2 separate regions of the Homo sapiens genome follow, and region 1 is linked to region 2. The links are chromatin loops, found by intact Hi-C in ENCODE. Cell type or tissue: prostate gland. All regions are shown on one strand. Links, peaks and the distances in the headings refer to the core of each region. The heading gives the core; the rest is flanking DNA.

Region 1 (5,423 bases), core at 1-5,000, 180 kb before region 2:
ATCTTATCTCCTCCTGCTCCATTTTTCAGGCTTCAAGAGCTGTACTATGAGATCGTGCATGTGCTGAGCCTAATGCTGGAAGACTTGCCCCAGGAGAAGCCCCAGTCCTTGGAAAAGGTGGATGAGAAGTAGCTGGGCATGGGGCACCCATGTGCCGAGAGCCTTGCAGACCATGACAGGTCCCTATTAAACACAGGCTTTCTGAGTTGTCCTCTCCAGAGTTGCTGTGATTATGGCATTTCCCCACCTTTTAGAGTTGGGCCTGGACAGGTGCTCATGAAGTGTGATTCCCCAGAGCCAACTCCCCGTCCCCCACCACAGGACATGCAGACCTAGGGAATGGGGAGAGGGAAGCTCAAGACTTGTCCTGGCCAGAGGCCAGATCCAGGGCCCATGCTGGCTCTAGGCTCCCTGGACCTAGCAGCAAGGACCTGGGGAAGCTGCCTGAGGACCACAGACCAAGAGGGCCTCCAGCTACCCCCCAAAGCACATGGCCCCCTTGAGCTGGTGTGGCCCTGTTGATCTGGGTGTGGGTGTTCTCATACTGACAGAGTCACATCTCTCTCTGTGGGCCCACTGCTGCAGAGACCCTTCTTTGGAAGGCTACTCTGAGTTCCCCTAGGCTCAGCCTAAGGGGTGCTGCTAGGACTGGCAGGATTCTGTCGTGTGGGCCTGGAGCTCAATCTGGGGGAGTGGCCTGCTGGCAATGCCAGGGCACCTTGCACAGAGCCCAGGGCAGGTGGCATCATCAGCACTGTGGGCTGCTGCCTCATATGGTTAGGTAGGACTCTTCACTTAAAAGGTGGCATTTTCTCTGTCATTCCTAGCCAAATGACTACCAGGGCCATCAAGGTCCTGGCACCACTCTGGCTTAGCCATGATGGAACCATCTGAAGGCCCCAGCAGGGTAGCACAGCACAGGTGACTCTCCTTGCTTCAGACTGGCCAGCCCAGAGGCCTGGCAGTGCCCACTCTACACCATTGCTGGAGAGTATGCCCGAGGCCTGTCACCTTGGCAGTGCCACCTCACACAGAGGGGGAGGGGTGTTCTGGGACTGGGACCTATAGCTGGGTGCAGAAAGGCCCCATACCCACACTGGGGATTCAGGTTAGCAGAAAATGCATGGGGTAGAGCGGAGAGTGGCCACACAAACAGTCAGCCCTGGGTGGTGGCACCCCTGAAGCCACAGGACAGGGGCCGTAGGAACCTGTCCTCCTGGTTTCATCTATACATCCGACTGCTATCTACTGAGCTATGCTGGGTGCTGGGGCTTCTATGATGAGAAACCCGTGGTCTCTCCCTGGCTCTCTTGGTGCTCACAGTTTTGTAGGGAAGACAGTCATCCAGCCACTGAGGAAGTGACAATCATTGAATTCAGGGTGGGGGGACTGCGTAGAGAGAATCAGGGCCACATTGAGCATCATGAAAACAGTGTGAAAGAAGGATGGCTCTTCAGGGTGAGACCTGTTGAGGTGCTGTGGGGGAATCCTCTGAGGGCAGGAAATGCCTGGCCACTTCCGGCACGGAGAGAGCTTTGTGTCCATGCCCTGAAGCTGGGCTGGGGTAGATAGGGTGTTTGTGCCCCTCATGACAGGGGGAGTTGCTCTGGGTCTGACAGGTCCAGGGATGACGCCAGGCTTGGGGCTTCCAGGGGTGCTCTTGTGGGTGCAGCCCCATTAGTAGGGCAGGCAGGCCCCAGGCAATGGCTCCAGTTCAGGGCCGGGGCAAAGCAGACATTGCCAGCTGCTCACACAGGGTGTGCCAACATAGCCATGGGAACGCTAAAACATATCCAGCTACTCTCATCAGGAATCCTTGGAATTGCTCTAGGCATCTGAGAGTGAAAAAAAGATTTAAAAATTGGCCTCAGTGGGGCAAGGTAGAAAGTGCCATGGTTTTGGAGTTGGGACACCTGTGTTCCCTGTTAGGGAGACCTTGGGTAAAGTGTCTGGTCTTTCAAGCCTCACCTATTTCCTGTGAGAAATGCGATGATAAAATGACTGGGTGCAAGGATCAAATCTCTGTAAGGTGTGAGAAAAGAGGTAGTCAACTCATGGTTCACCCTTCCCCACTGTCAGCCCTGCGCCTCTGCTGGGGGCACGTGTAGTGGGCTGTGCTGGTCAGGGGCTGAGAAGGACAAGGCGAGCTTGACGCTGGTGTTGGTGGGGAAAGTATGGAGCTGAGAGCAGGATGCAGAGGTCATGAACTATACAGGGGTATGAATGGGTCCCAGGATGGAGCTGGTTCAGAATAGGCAGATGGCACGTCAGATCTGGAAGGCCTAGATCCCATGCCTAGGAAGGCAGACTTTGGGCACAGCCACCAGGGTGTGGTGTGGGAGGGTGCATTCGTCCATTTTGTGTTGCTATAAAAGAATACTGGAGGCTGGGCAATTTAAAAGAAAAGAGGTTTATTTGGCTCATGGTTCTGCAGGCTGTCCAGGAGGCATGGCAGCACCTGCTTCTGGTGAGGCCTCAAGAAGCTCCTACTCATGGTGGAAGGCAAAGCAGAGCCCGTGTGTGTCATGTGGTGAGAGAAGGAGCAAGAGAGAGGGGAGGAGGGCTACCAGACTCTTTTAAACAACCAGCTCCCGAGTGAACTAACAGAGTGAGCTCTCACTCATCACGAAGTGGGGGCACCAAGCCGTTCACAAGGGAGCCGCCCCCATGATCCAACACCTCCCACTAGTCTCCACCTCCAACATTGGGAGTCACATTTCAACATGAGATTTGGAGGGGACACACATCCAAATTGTATCAAAAGGCAAGCTGACTTTAAGGGCACAAGAAGAAGGCTTTCAGAGAGCAGAGAGCTGGTGGGGGCAGAGGTGACGTTTACAGGGCCGGCCCAGCACTGCTGGCAGAGCAAGCTGATGGATATTTGGCACAAAGTCACAAAGCAGCATTTCTGTTTGGCTCTATTCGCCTGCAGAGCAAACACGGCAGATTGGAATTCCCACTTGGGCTCTCACCAACTCAAACAGGCTTGGCCAAGACCTTTAATTGATTTGCTTGGGGCAGAAGTGGCTCTGCTTACCCACGCCTGGCTGTGGAAAGCAGGACCCTCCTCACCCTCCCCCGACCCTGGGATCTAGTAGGGTTGACCCTAAATGGCTCCTTCGTCTCCAGCCTGCCAGTCTGATGGTTTGGGGGCCACAGTGGGATACAGGGGACTTGGGCCCGAGTCTCCTCCTGGTCATGCCCAAGCCCTCCCCCAGTTCTTGTGGGATGGATCTGGAATTCAAGGCTGGAGGTGTTTGGAAGGTGGCTGGATTTTCTTTTTTTAAAACTGCTTTCTGATTCCACCAGCAGGAAGCAGGCCCTGTATTGTGGAGATCGAGGCAGTGATTGAGAATGTGAATGCCCCTGTCCATTCCAACAGCCCCTAGAAATCTGATACTGGGACTCTGGAGACCGTGCCCCTTGAGGCTTTCTTCAAATGCTTTAGCACACCTCCTAGAGCAAACTGGCCTTCAACAGGTCAGGTCTGGCTCTCTGGGCATCTCTGCCTGTGTCAGGCTTTGTCCCTGGCCCCAGATGGGTCTGCTGTGTTGTCCTACAGGCCCTCAAGAGAGACGATGGTTCTGAATTCCTGACTAGGCTACTCAGAAAAGAGAGGAGGTTGTTCTGATTATAGTCACAGGGGTTGGAAAGAGGGGAAGGAGATAAATGTGACGGTGCAAAAATCTATCAACACACGGGCATCCCCACTCTTCCCCATACTGTGCTACAAAGAATTTTGTCTGTGCTTGGTCGGCCACAGGCTACACCTGCCCCAAGTTCTATGTTTGACTTTATTGTAGGCTTTGTGTGATGTGGCATTAGGAGAATGGTGGAGAGCCAGGCCTGCAGAGCTAGAGGGAAAGGGGAGTATTTTTGCTTTCTCAGCCAGCTCCTGCATTCTCCTCCATGCTGGTCAATGGGCAAAACAGAGGGAAAGTTAAAAGACCAGCGAGGTTGGATGAAAACACAACAGGGAGCCGGGAAAATGGAGGGAAGAAGGAAGCAAAATCTGAGGGCTGAGAGTCTGGGAATTGTGGACAGCAGCTATGATATAGCTGGTGGGCATGTCCTGGAGACAGGATAAAGGAGGGGGTTAAGGTTAAGTGTCCTTGTGGGTTAACAGTGGGATCCCTATGGGTGTTCTTTGAGAGAGGCAAATGATGATTGGAATTATCTAAAAATTATTTTTGGTTGCTCTACCTTTTAAAAATGAAGCCCTATGGATAGATTAGACCAGGTGGAGTCTGGGTTATATTCAGGTTATATAAAAGATCACCCTGCATAATAGAGACCTACTGGGTTAACAGTGGGAAATGCTAAGAGGGCTTTCCATGGACTGAGCCCTTAGCTGGGATCAGGGGCCTCCAGGTGAAGCATACCAGAGGGTGGTGGCACCAGGTATGACTGTCTTCTTGCAAGATGAAACTAAAGTATCAGAAGGGAAGTGTGGAAGAAACCAGAAGGTGATGAAGAGCCTGTTTCAAAACTCTTGGGAAACTACAGAGTGACTGGGACCTGTGTGAACTGGTGATGGGACCATGGTGGTGTTCTCGCAGCAGCGGAACCTCGCTGCCCTCCAACTTGGCATTTGGGGAACACTGCCCCTGACTTCTTCTCTCTCCAGTGCTACTTCGATCCCTGGGATCAGGGCCTGAGATAAAAAGAACTCTTCAAAACTTGACGTTGGAGCTGGGCATGGTGGCTCACACCTGTAATCCCAGCTGCTCAGGAGGCTGAGCTGGGAGGAGTTTGGGGCCAGGAGTTTGAAACCAGCCAGGGCAACATAGTGAGACCCCGTCTCTAAAATGTAAAAAAAAGAAAAAGAAAAAAAACTTGATGCTGGCCCAGAGAAGGAGGGATCCAAACAGAGGTCAGGCCAGAGCTTCAACGGCACAGCCTGTTCTCCTTACTGACTGTGGAAATACTGCCTTCTGTTTTGCCAGTATTTCTGTTTATAAGATTTTTTCACATGTATGACTTCAATCACATAACAACACTTATTCCCATTAAACAGGTGGCAAAACTAAGGTTCAAAGAGGTGATGTAACCTACCCAAGGTTGTACAACTAAGGGGGAAGAACCAGGATTCACAACCAAGTGTGTCTGGCTCTTTAGCCACTGCTATGGTGCCACACAACAATCTTCCAAGGAATTGTTGTCCCCTTTTATAGGCAGGCAAGCCAGCACTCAGACTCACTGGGCCAAGGTTATCATTAAAGGGCAGAGTCAGTATTTGAACACAGGCCCCTCTGCTCTACTGCCTCATAGCAACCTTATTCTTTCTTACTGAAGCAGCTATTTTTTCAACTTTAAGAACCAAGCCATGATTCCCTTCTGAGAGGGGCCTAACTCTGAGAAGGGGGCGGTGGTTGCACAGACGGGTCTTGGTTGGCCAGTGAGTTCACTGGCACCTTCTCACT
Region 2 (5,858 bases), core at 526-5,525:
AAATTGCACACAAGAAAACATGTTATAACAATATCTTTGAGTTCCGCCTGAGAAAAGAAATTTACCTATAGTCAGCGATTTCCTTCATGATAAGGCTTTAAAAAATAAAGTTGTCTCTTGGGAGAAAATAAACATAGCGAAGTGGAGATATTTATAATGAGGTGCCTTTATTCACTTGTCCAGTGGAACTGTTTAACTGTTGTTTTATCTCTCCTCTCTTTCTTTCTTTATAATTATGTTCATGCAAATTCCTGAACCTTAAGCATTTTAGAAATGTGTTATCTTAAATTACACAGATACTTCTTGAATGTGCAAATGTGCCATTTTTTCCCCCACTTGAAGTAGAAACTGTAAACAAGTCTTGAAATTTTTTTTTGCCCAAACTCGTGGCAAAATGTCTGGGGTTTGGGGCTATTTTCACAGTGCCACTGAAGGTGAGCAAACGAATGGGAACATGCGCCGATCACCAGTCAGTGACTTGGGAATTTTTCAGGAGGCATATTTTCTTACGTTAATGCTTTTGTAGATTCCATCGATGTTCAGACATCAAAGGGCATGCAATTAATAATGGGCATCTGGAGGGCCGATCACATGTTTCCGATGTTAAAGTGGTGAACGACAGGAAAATCGGCCACGGTCAGGTATTAGCTGTAATCATTTTTAACCAACAACGAAGGCTTCTCTTTTGTGCCTCTGCTCTCAGAAACGCAAGCCTTCCCATACAAAAGGGTCCCATAGATGCTTTTCTGCTAGTGAATGAGTGAGTGATAAATGATTTGTAGACCTACGTCTCAGTGTTGATTCAAATAACCTTAATTTCTCCAATAAACTCAAACCCAATTTTGTGTGAAACCCCACATGGACACAAGGCAACAGACAGTTGTATTATTTGAATCTTTAGTTAATTCTTTCAGGTTTGCTCCTTTATTTGTATTTTTTAAAAAAATAAACGAATATTTTCTAGTACTAGAATAAGATTGCTTCAACCAAAGGTGACCTTATGAGTTATTTATTTCCTGTCTTTTATAGTAGCCTGTTTATCTTTTCCAAAGTGATGTATGTTACCCAATTCCAAGTAATATAAGATATGCAGGTAAGACTGTGTTAAAGCTCAACAAAAATGTTCTAGAGAAATACAGTGCTTTGGGCTCTAAACACTCCAGCAGGTATAGAAACCTGCAACTCTTTAAAAATAATTCTCATTTGAGTAGGTCACAGATAATAAAGGAACACTTGTTTCTGGGAAATTAAAAAAATGACATGAGGGGAAAATATTTATTTGCTTTCTACATTGGTCAAATGACTAGTGGATATTAAAAACCTGTAAAATAGACAGATGCAACCAATTCTCTTTCATTAACAAATATTGCAATTTCACAATAAAGTAAATGCATTAAAAAATGTCTACACTTCTGAGAAGCTGAAATGGTCAGAACTTGAGCTTGCTTTAAATGTTTAAAGACTGATATTCTAATCAGTTGGGGGAAAATTATTATTATAAGTCTTTAAAGAACTAACTTGAATTTTAAAGCCTCCTTTGGCTGTTCAGGTAGCAAAAACTCTGATCAACTCTGTGTACATTTCTGTACATTTGCCTCTTGACTCAATCTGCCCGGTCACCAGCTTTGTTTTCTTTCTAAGTATAAGCCGTATGTATCGGCAGCACATTTTAAAGTTAATTTGAAGCAGGGTCTATATTGCCGTCAGCAAATATGTTATAAGCTTATTATTTAATAGTGATTCCGGGGTAAGGCCATCATCTCCTTCCTAAATCCAAATATAAAAGTTGAAATCGTATTTGTTAAAACTGTCATGTTGAATTTGTGGCCCAGATTGTTTTCCCGAGGCCTGCTGGGCCAGAGCTCGAATGCCGCTCCCAGCTGCAGACACCCCAGCCCAGGAAAACTGCTCGCGGCTGAGTCGCTGAGCCTCTCAAACCGCCTGCTTCCCCCAAACAGAGCCACGGCCCAGCCGGCTCGCTCATGGCTTTTCCACATTGTAAAATCATTTGATTTATTTGTTTGGTTTGGTTTGGTTTTTAGAAGCGCTGCAGAAATTATTTCCTACTGGCAGAGAGGGCACTTGGTGTTACACTACATTAGTTTCACATCATTAGTTTAGGGTTCTCAAACTTAAAATGGTAAAGTATATGCGAGGCTTCTAGAGACCTCAGTTCTGACCAGAGCAGAACAAATTAAACCTGATGGATTCCTTTCGCTGCCTGTGTAGTGTGGGGCAATGCAGAACAAAGTGCTGTGGCGTTGCGGAAGGGGTTCCCTCTGGCAGTTTTGGAATTTGGTGGTAGGAAATGTTAGTTATTTATAAAAAGGAAAAATTCCTCTGTTACCATTCTGGTTTTCACAAAAACCGTAATTTTATCATCACGGCTTGTAGCAGGAAGCCAACAAGGGGTGCCGATGACGGCCACGACCCCGTATCTCTGGGCTGTCTCTCTCACCTCCATCGGCCACTGCCTGCTTGCTCTTTAGGAGCAAAGGACATGATTTAGAAGTAATTCAAAACCCCGTCGCGGGACCCAGAACAGCCCAGATGGTCTGGCCCTGGCCTGGGGTCTGCGGGGGTGGGGGTGCCAGCCCCGGGGGTGGAGTCGAGGTCGGCTCCCGGCCAGGTCCCGCGACGGGTCTGCACGCAGCCAGGGAGGCCTGAGGGGGCAGCTGCGGGGCTGGCGGCCAGGAGCTGCTTCGCGGCTTGCGGCGCAAAGTAGAGGCCCCGCTAGCTCGCTCCCGCACGCCGTTCTGCGCCTTCTCTTCCTAGCCCCGGCAGGCTCTGTCTTCCCCCGTGGGTCGCAGCGAGAGGGAGACCTCGGCCTCTGCCGCTGCAGCCTGAGACCCAGCCGCGGGCCTCAGGTGCGCGCTCCCCGAAGCTCTCCTGCCACCTGTTGGCCGCCGGTGGTGCTGACGCTACGGGGAGAAGCCACGCTTCAGTGGCTTGCCTGGAATTCATGACTTGTGCGCTCCACGTCCTGGGCTGGCCGACCTGCTGAGGGTATCTCTGAGAGCAGGAGCCAGGCCGTCCCGGGCTCTCCTGCGACAGTGCGGTGGGAGAGCCTTAGCGGGAGCCAGGCTGCGCCATGGCTTCCTCTGGACAGTTCTGCTGGCGTGCCCTGCTTGGCGGGGTACAGTGGGGCAAGCGGGGTATAAACCCGCTTGTTCAGCTTGGGAGCAGGCTCTACTTCCCAAGAGCAGCACAGGGGCTTCCGCCGGAAGTCAGGAAGAAGGTTTGAGGAGCTTCAGATCCAAGGACGGTGCCATGCCTTTTCATTGGAAGTCATGGACCACCCTCAAATATCATGGATTAGCCATTCTGTTCCCAGGGGCTGGGTTCCTAGGTATCCACCACAAACAGGCTTGAATCTACCCACACAAACAACCCTATCAGGAAGTCTCCAGCAAAGTGGGGCTCTTGGTGGCTGTTTTGGGTTTTGGGTAGAAGGTAGTATAGCAGCTATATTTCTAAACCATGGGGGCAAAACTAGATATCTATGTCCTGAGGGGACTGAGTTTTGTGAATGGATTTGGCCTGTGAGGATGTCACATGGGGCTCAGTAGCACTGAGGGGAGAGGCTGTGTGTGGTGATACTCTCATTCCTGTCTTGGGGAAGGGGGCCTGGAGCCATGACTTTCCCCTAGGCCTTTTCAGAAGGGGCTGGGAATCACAGTAGATGTTTGTCAATGGAGGAGCCTTGGCCCCATTTCAGACGCAATGTTTTCTCGTTCTGTGGTGGTTTTATACACAAAGGCTGTGTCCTGCTTGGCCACGCCTGCCTGCAGCATGTGCAAGCATGATACTTGGCGTCTGGGTGCAGCAGGGCATCCGTGCTCCATGCTGCGCGTCCAGCATGGCTGGACTGCCCTTGCACCCTCATTTTACCAGCACAGGTCAAGCAGTTCCCATGGGGCCTTCAGCTGGTAGCAGCAGGACCCATGGGTATCTAACCCAGACACCTTCTCTCTCCCCTATAGAGGGAGTTGGCTGTCAAAGCCCAAGGATGTCTGTTTTTAGGTGATTGTCTCCTGGCTTATCTGAGGCCAAAATGTTCTTACCTCCTGGTCTCTGAGATCATAGAAAGAGACTCTGGTATTTGGCCAAATGGCTGCTCAGAACCTAGTCCTGAAAAGTTATTTTCTTAGTCAAGGGGCTCATGCAAGCCCTGGACTAGGGGTGATTTAGTTGTGTTTTTTCAGCTCACCTCATAATTTAATGTAGAAAAAATTATTTGGCATGTTTTCTCCTGGGTGCCGACTGCCTTTAGAGCCAGCCGTTCTGTACGGAGAAATGCCCCGTAGTCAGAAATCTTCTTGTTATGCCAGGTCTGCGCATTCAGGGACTGCGAGTGGCTCACTGAAATCTCTGAGGCTGGCCAGCCAAGGAGGGAGAGGAATCCTACCTACCCTGGACTTACATTTTTATGGAGAAGAAGGAATGTTAGGAAAGTCAGTAAACTTTTAGTCCCTCCTGGCCCCATGAACATGAATAGAAGAAGAAGAAAAACCCTAGCCGACTGGTTATTTACCCCGAGCACAAAAGCAGCCCCCCTCCCATCATCTCCCTTTTATTTCCAGCCACTCTGACAGAAATGCATTACTGGCTGAATACACCTTCCCACAATGCCATCCATCACACAGGTATTGGGGGACCAAAGGTAAGATGAACTTTAAACACACCTGGCACAGCTGGCTCCCACCTTTGTGCTTGGAGTGGCTGCCAGCCAGCTGGCTGCCCTGTCCCCCTTCTCAGGCTCTCCAGAGGAATCCCAGCAGACTGACTTCTTTTTGTGGCCACATATTATTCTAAAATCAGGCTATGCAACTGCCTTGGGAGAGTCTGGGCAACCTCTCTTGTAAGTAGCCCTCTCAGCCCCGTAGGGCTCCAAAGAGCTTAAAGCTGCTCAGTCATGAGAATTTTCCATGGGAGGAAAGACTCTCTGGGGTCCTCCACTCTCTCACCTTCAGAAGCAAATAGAACAGGTCTTCCAAGGCCCCCGAGTGATTCCGCCCGGCGTGTTGCTGATGCTGTCCCTCTAGTACTTGTGGATTCTTTGGAAGAGAAGGTGGGTGATTGAGCTGTGGACCGCTTCTCCAGTTTTATGCATCTGGAACTGAGAGACTTTCACAGAATTGTAGCAAATAAAGAGAGAAAGTACTTTATTAGCAGTTATTCTTTACATCACTAAACTCCTGTCTCTCACCCCAGGCAGCTTTAAGATGCAGCTCAGCTCTCAACCTTGCCTATGACTGGGTAGGAAATTACCCTGTCTGGAGGGAGAATGACTCCTGAGTCATTCTCAGTCTTCCTCCCCAGCTGCTGCGAGTTCATTTGTTTTAACTTTCCCTCTCCCAAGATAACATATTCCGGGGGCCAGTGAAAAGAAAATGTGGTGTTGGAAGGTCTTTTAAGTGGGAACATTCTTGGTTGTGAGGCTGAGCTGTTCAGGAAGACCTTGATGCTTTCCTGGTTCACAAAGCCGAGAGGTGATGAGGCTATAGTGGCACTTTGGATTTGGGGGTGATAAGACTGTTTTTTGTAAAACACTGGAATTCTCTGTGATTATCAGTTGGGGAATTCATCATGGTATTTATCTGGAGAGGAAAGAAGGCAAAATGGACTTCACAACAGTCAACTGGGTCACTCGTTGTCAAGCAATCACTTAGCATGTGCTCTGACCATTGAGTGTCATTGCTATTAGCCACTTAATCCCCACAAGAGGCCATGCTCTAGGTCACCCTCATTTTAGAGATAAAGTTCAGCCCTGCTTTTCTTCTCTACCTGATCTCAGCATAGACAGCTGAGCATTGCTTTGACTCCAGCAAGCAGAACACCACTCTCAGAGCCCTTGT

What was found. Hi-C counts contacts between places; a loop is a spot of excess contacts. Peaks named below come from ENCODE experiments on the same cell type or tissue, not always from the same donor. Only the 100,000 strongest peaks of a DNase experiment are listed, where the experiment ranks them.
Region 1: it touches region 2 in a loop (4-fold over the local background); 19 of 110 quality-filtered maps call a loop at or near these places.

Annotation. Positions count from the first base shown.
Region 1 is chr5:135,011,492-135,016,914 of GRCh38, forward strand. CATSPER3 (cation channel sperm associated 3) reads left to right here. Exons shown (of 8, transcript NM_178019.3): 8 at 30-205. The coding sequence ends at 132. Among named protein-coding and RNA genes, the nearest start is that of PITX1-AS1, 19 kb to the right of the region's middle. In prostate gland, for the core only: no CTCF peak of the experiment used is centred there; a DNase peak (open chromatin) is centred at 2,920; H3K27ac peaks cover 433 bases.
Region 2 is chr5:135,188,641-135,194,498 of GRCh38, forward strand. All of the region lies in intron 3 of PITX1-AS1 (PITX1 antisense RNA 1), which reads left to right. Among named protein-coding and RNA genes, the nearest start is that of LINC02900, 57 kb to the right of the region's middle. RefSeq lists a silencer at 2,601-2,780. In prostate gland, for the core only: a CTCF peak has its summit at 2,899 (motif pointing left); DNase peaks (open chromatin) are centred at 2,901 and 3,751; H3K4me3 peaks cover 621 bases; H3K27ac peaks cover 725 bases.